Linked DNA regions of Homo sapiens: region 2 is linked to region 1. The links are chromatin contacts, found by Hi-C or POLR2A ChIA-PET in ENCODE. All regions are on one chromosome and are shown on one strand. The core of a region is the stretch at or near the end of the contact, and the rest is flanking DNA. Distances in the headings are between cores, read along the strand shown. Region 1 overlaps MED12L (mediator complex subunit 12L). Region 2 holds the start of P2RY12 (purinergic receptor P2Y12).

Region 1 (3,138 bases), core at 46-2,545:
CTGGAGGCTCTAGGCACGCACATTTCTGGAAGGGCCATCAGTGTTGCCCCATTTAGCAGTAATTATTTTGAATGTTGACTCAACTTCAGAAAGACTTGATGAAAACTACGTTTTCAACCCATAATTCAGATTGGTCACCTTTTCTTAATAGTCTGGCAAAAAGGATAACAAAATAGATGGATCCTTCTGTAATACTTAACATTAAATTATTATTAGTATTTTTCCAAGACAGTCTCAGTCTGTTGCCCAGGCTAGAGTGCAGTGGTACTGTCTTGGCTCCCTGCAACCTCTGCCTCTCAGGTTCAAACAATTTTCATGCCTCAGCCTCCCCAGTAGCTGGGATTATAGGTACATACTACTGTGTCCAGCTAATTTTTCTATTTGTAGTCAGGCTGGTCTCAAACTCCTTGCCTCAAGTGATCCATCTGCCTTGGACTCTCAAAGTGCTGGGAGGTGTGAGCCAGTGTGCCTGGACTAAATTAATTTTTAAAATATGTCGTTGGTATCTGTATGTATGGTATATGCATCAAGGTATATATGTATATGTAATCAAGTTTTATCTCTCTATTTACTCCTTAACAGGGGTTACTGTTTTCTTTTTCTTTGTTTTTTTTTTTTTTTGTTTTTTTTTTTTTGAGACGGAGTCTCTGTCTGTCTCCCAGGCTGGAGTGCAGTGGCGTGATCTTGGCTCACTGCAACCTCCACTTCCTGGGTTCAAGCAATTCTCCTGCCTCAGCCTTCCAAGTAGCTGGAATTACAGGTGCCCTGCCGTCACGCCCGGTTAATATTTTTATATTTTTAGTATAGATTGGGTTTCACCATGTTGGCCAGGCTGGTCTCTAATTCTTGGCCTCAAGTGATCCACCCGCCTTGGCCTCCTAAAGTGCTGGGATTACAGGCATGAGCCACCGTGCCCAGCCCTGTTTTCTTGACTGCAGAGTCACTTTGCGTATTTCTGGAATTCATGCATGTGCTGCAGCATCATGTTAACTGATCAGCTGGTGATCTTGAGTAAGTTACTCAAGGCTTTGTGCAATAGTGCCCTTCCTGGTTAAGTAGGCATAGAGTACTTGCCCTTTTTTTCTCTAAGGAAACATGAACACTTTGAGAATTATAAGGCACTATACAAATATGTTTTAAAAATTGTTAACAATAATAATATAGCAATTATTAGTATTATACTGGAAGAACTAATGTGATGATGCTGTTCTCTGATAAGGAGTTACGTGTGGTTAGGATTCAGAAATTGGTCTCACTTCTTTAAAATATACTTCCCCTTTTTTGTTTTCATAATTCATTCAGGATTTAGATAGCACGATAGATAAAACATGATCAACTTCTGTAGTTGCAATAGGTTGGAGGTTTGCTGTTACTAGAAGTCGTGTCTAGGTAGGCCTAGGCCCCAGGTTGCATAGCCTGCTTCTTCACATCTGTTGGGAAAACCTGAATTTCACCCTCCTTGATTCCTTAATTCCCTTTTCTCTGGAACTGCGACAGGGAAATGCAGTCCTCTCTACTTCCTTGTAGGGAGGGGAGAACTTCTGTCTAAATGGGAGAAGTTTGTGTGTGTAATCAGTTTCAGTATTGGTGAAAGCCTGTTGAAAACTGCAGTGCATGGGATGAAGGCATCCGAGGCCTGGGCCCTGCCTTGTGGTTGGACTGTGGTCATGAGAGTGGGAGTAGGAGCTGATTCTGTGCCCACATTGGGGTGTGCCAGGCTATGTGGTGTGCCTTCACTGATTCCACATGGAATGCACTATTTCTTTTTTTCTTTTTCTTTTTTTTTTTTTTTTGAGATGGAGTCTTGCTCTGTCACCTAGGCTGGAGTGCAGTGGCGTGATCTTGGCTCACTGTAACCTCTGCCTCCTGAGTTCAAGCCATTCTCTGCCTCAGCCTCCCGAGTAGCTGGGATTAATAGGCGCCTGCCACCATGCCCGGCTAATTTTTCTATTTTTAGTAGAGATGGGGTTTCACCATGTTGGCCAGGCTGTTCTTGAACTCTTGACCTCGTGATCCACCCACCTCAGCCTCCCAAAGTGCTAGAATTACAGGCGTGAGCCACTGCACCTGGCCTGGAATGTGCTAATTCTTTACTCTCCCTCCCTGTTGCCCTTTACCGCCCCATTTCCTTGGCCACTGTTTCTGTGTCTGGGCTTTTGGGTATAATGGCAAGGGAGGTGAAAATAAAAATCTCAAAAACCTGAGTGTTTCCTTATTCTAGATCTGTGCTGCTTAGTTTTCCATTCAGAGTAGTGTGAGATATAAAGATGGTAATACTGAGGTCAGGGCTCATGTCCCACAGTGGCCAGGCAGGTAGTGGGAATGAGTCGGGGGATGCTATGTATAAGGCAGCCTGGAGGTGGTGGGGGTTGAGGTGTCTGGGAAGTGGGCAGACCCTGTCTGAAGAGGGAAGCCTCTCAAATTCTTAGATTCTGCTTGGGATCCACTGTTCCCTGATCATCCAACATTTCAAGAGAAGCTGGATGTCAAGATCTGCATGTAAACTTTCCTGATTTTAAAATACTGTGCAGCCAGGCAGTGTGTCTGCTGGCCATATTCACTCAGATGCTTGTCACTTTTCAATTCCTGGTACATGTCTTCTACAACATGTACTCACTTATTTGCTTGTTTAGTGTTTCAGAGCCATTTCTAGTCTGGGTGATGGAGGTGGCAAATCCTGACATCCACACAAAGGAGTCGTTATGTGGACAGTGGGACCCCTGGTTTCCACATGCTCACTGAGCCTGTCACTTGTGACCTCACCTCTGAGCAGCTGGAGGAGGAGTTGCTCTCTTTGCTTTTCAGAGGCCTCAGACCACTTCCTTCCTCTTGGCATCTCTCTGTTTGGGATGAGTGTGAGCACGGAGGCAGCTGCATCTTTAGGGTGCCTCAAGGACATGGATAGAAGGGACAGGCTAAAGGTGGCAGGAAGAGCTGCCTTTTCACTTCTCTCTTTGGGGGTCCCAGGAAGCCAGCTTTATCCTGAGTAATGAAAAGATGGAACCGGCTGCACTGGACAGAGTGTTCCTGCAGCAGCATGTGTGTTTCCTCCTTCCCTGCTGCTAAAACCACACACCCCAGACGGGGAAACTTACATATTTATTGTTTGGATTTGTTTTATGCTTAGACTATTCGTGC
Region 2 (2,958 bases), core at 399-2,898, 210 kb after region 1:
AAGTTTTGTCCAACTTTCCATCAAATTGATTATAAAGACAAATCCCACAGAGAAGTTTTATAGAAATTTAAAATGTCTCACATATTGTGCATTCCTTGAGTTTTCTTTTCCCATCAGGCAGGCCCAAGTGCAGGCCCCTCTGGAGGATGGCCTGCCTGATACTTTTGCAGTTGTTTCTAACCTTGTCCCAACACGTGAACTGGTAGGTGTGCGGGCCAAGCCTCCTGCCCACCACTGCTGTGATAGTGGATGTTTCCATATGGTATTATGATAGCAGGCTTAGATTCAATAGTAATTGTACAGCAAACACAAAGATGCAGATAATTGGATTACATGACTTTGACATTATTCAGGTTTAATTCAACTATAATTGCATCATAAAACTGGACATCATAAAAGATTTGGAACAAAAGAAAGCTAAGTTTATTGGTGCCCACATTCAGATACTCACGTCCCTTCTTCATTTTAGTTAATGTTTGAATGACTGAACTGTGCTGAAAGAACTAAAAATAGTGATAAACATGTAGGTAAAAGAGAAAAGATAAGGTAATCTATAAACTAGAGCATCCCTTGTTTTTTTAAATAAAAAACAATCAAAATTTGATAACATAAAGCAATGGGGTGTTCTTTCTGTTTTACAGAATGCAAATATCTTACTGTATTTTGTCTGCTAGGTAGGAGGAATGTTTGACACGGTGCAGAGGAGCACCCAGTGGACTACAGACTGGGCCCTGCTACTCCTTCAGATCATTACTTCAGGAACTGTTGACATGCACACTAACAAGTATGTTTTTATCACTTCACATTGATTTTGCTACATGTATGCATGGTATAAGCTTTGATATACTGATGGCGATTTCTGCCACATCTTATTTACTTGGATGCTATTAAAAATTCTGTGCCTTGAATAAAAATACTCAGTTAAATAAGTGTATTTCAGTTTCACTTTAAGATGAAAATAATTATTTTCTTTCTTAGTGAATTATTCACAACAGTTCTTGACATGCTGGGTGTTTTAATCAATGGAACGTTAGCCTCTGACCTATCAAATGCATCCCCTGGGGGATCTGAAGAGAACAAGCGTGCATACATGAATTTAGTAAAGAAACTGAAAGTAAGTTTGAGATCAGCCTGTATTATGAGCTCAAGTTGTTTATGGATTTATTATCTAGTGCATTTTAATTTATTACTCATTAAATGTTATTAATTGTATTCAACTTAATTTAATGTGATTATTTGCTATTTGTTTCACCTAACCTTATTAGTACCCAGAAGTTACATGCACATAACCTTGATTATTTTTTATTGAAAACAATTACATTATAAAACATGTTTAATTTTTTAAAGAACTTTAGAAATCCACTGTTAAATATATAACCAGAATACTAACATTAGATAGATTTAGGATAACTCTATGCTTGGACTGGCACGTGTAATTGAAAAAATAGCCATCTGCATTGAAATTTATAAATCGATTCATTTGACCGACCACTAACAGACTCCTTTAAAAAAAAATTGTAAGAAAACAGTGCAAAAAAGAAACCAAATAAATCTGATGCATTACCAATCAAATAAATCAATGGTTACCTTGTAATCTGACCCTGGACATGAGAAAGTGTTCTGTTCTGCAGCTCCTGTCTTCTGATTGTGATCACTACCCTGGATTTTTGTCATTTCAGCACTATGATGTTTGTTGTGTAACAACAGTGCCTTTGTATGTGTTCTATTTTCTACTTAAATAGAAGAAATGAAACACTCATTGCTCTATTTGGAACTGCCTTGTAGAACATGTTCAGGGTTAAAGAACATGCGCTAAGCTATAAAAAGGGAAATGTTTCATAGGGGAACTTCCTTCTGGTTAACTTTTGCCTTCATTGTAATTTCTGTCCCACTTCTCACTCTCTCTCTCTCTCTTTTTTCTTTAGAAAGAGCTAGGAGACAAGCGATCAGAAAGTATTGACAAAGTTCGACAGTTACTACCTTTGCCGAAACAGACATGTGATGTCATCACTTGTGAACCTATGGGTTCCTTGATTGACACAAAAGGAAACAAAATTGCTGGATTTGACTCTATAGATAAAAAACAGGCAAGAGTGAATGTTTTTTCTTATATATAAATTTATTTACAAAAGATGAAATACTTTTTTTTGTCTTACCATAGGATATATAAAATATATTAATTTTGCTGTTGATGTTTTTAAGGCATATGCTTGTCTTCTAAGTGTACTTAGTCATTGGCATTATCATATAAAGAGGTCATATCTTTGAAGATCTACGTTTTATATGTTTAAAGGACTTAAAATGTTTCCCTGAATTTAAGTAAATTTTTGGAAACCTACCAAGAGAAAACTAAGTAAAAGCTTAGTGTAAAAAAAAAATTGCATAAATAAGTTCTGATTATACTTCAGATTTAGAAGCAGAATATATTTATCAATGAAAAATTTCTTGTAAGCTGAGCATGGTGGCACATGTCTTTAGTTCCAGCTACTTGGGAGGCTGAGGCAGGAGGATTGCTTGAAGCCAGGAGTTTAAGGCTGCAATGTGCTAGGCTCATGCCTGTGAATAGCCACTACACCCTAGCCTGGGCAACAAAGTGAGACCCTGTCTCTGGGGGGGGAAAAAAAAAAAAAAACCTTCCTGTAGTAAGCTATTTCAAATAAAAATTATTTTAATTGTTAGGATATTCTCTATTCCTATCAAGCAGTATTTAATGGACATTTGTTTTATATAAGATATTAAAGATGGTTCTCTAAAATATGAGAAAATTGGTCAGTTACTCTTTTAATGAACAGTAAGCAACCACCGACATTCCACAATCACCAAGATGAAAGACAGAGTTCCTACCCTCAAGGGGGAAGTAGACAGACAATTACAGTGTAATGAGATTTGTGTGACATGGTACAGAGAGAGTATTAGGGGATAGAATAGAGGGTCCCCAGGAAAATTGACACGAGTCAT

The links. Hi-C counts contacts between places; a loop is a spot of excess contacts on that map. ChIA-PET counts read pairs that join two places held with the same protein, here RNA polymerase II (POLR2A). Pooled maps may share reads with other maps.
Region 2: a loop to region 1 is called in a pooled map, with 5 times the contacts of the local background. The contact joins the promoter of P2RY12 here to the enhancer-like site in region 1. A Hi-C loop is called at or near these places in 4 of 37 single-sample maps with no recorded cell type and 2 of 50 pooled maps. POLR2A ChIA-PET finds 5 or more read pairs at or near these places in 1 of 52 experiments (OCI-LY7).

The regions. Positions count from the first base shown.
Region 1 is chr3:151,168,501-151,171,638 of GRCh38, forward strand. The region is part of intron 11 of MED12L (mediator complex subunit 12L); the gene reads left to right. Among named protein-coding and RNA genes, the nearest start is that of GPR171, 33 kb to the right of the region's middle. Within about 2 kb of position 1,296, at least 14 of the 41 ENCODE cell types and tissues checked have a DNase peak (open chromatin) inside an H3K27ac peak, as active enhancers do.
Region 2 is chr3:151,383,105-151,386,062 of GRCh38, forward strand. It overlaps P2RY12 (purinergic receptor P2Y12), which reads right to left and starts at 1,649. Exons shown (of 3, transcript NM_022788.5): 1 at 1,588-1,649. MED12L (mediator complex subunit 12L) reads left to right here. Exons shown (of 45, transcript NM_001393769.1): 34 at 675-784; 35 at 979-1,114; 36 at 1,926-2,087.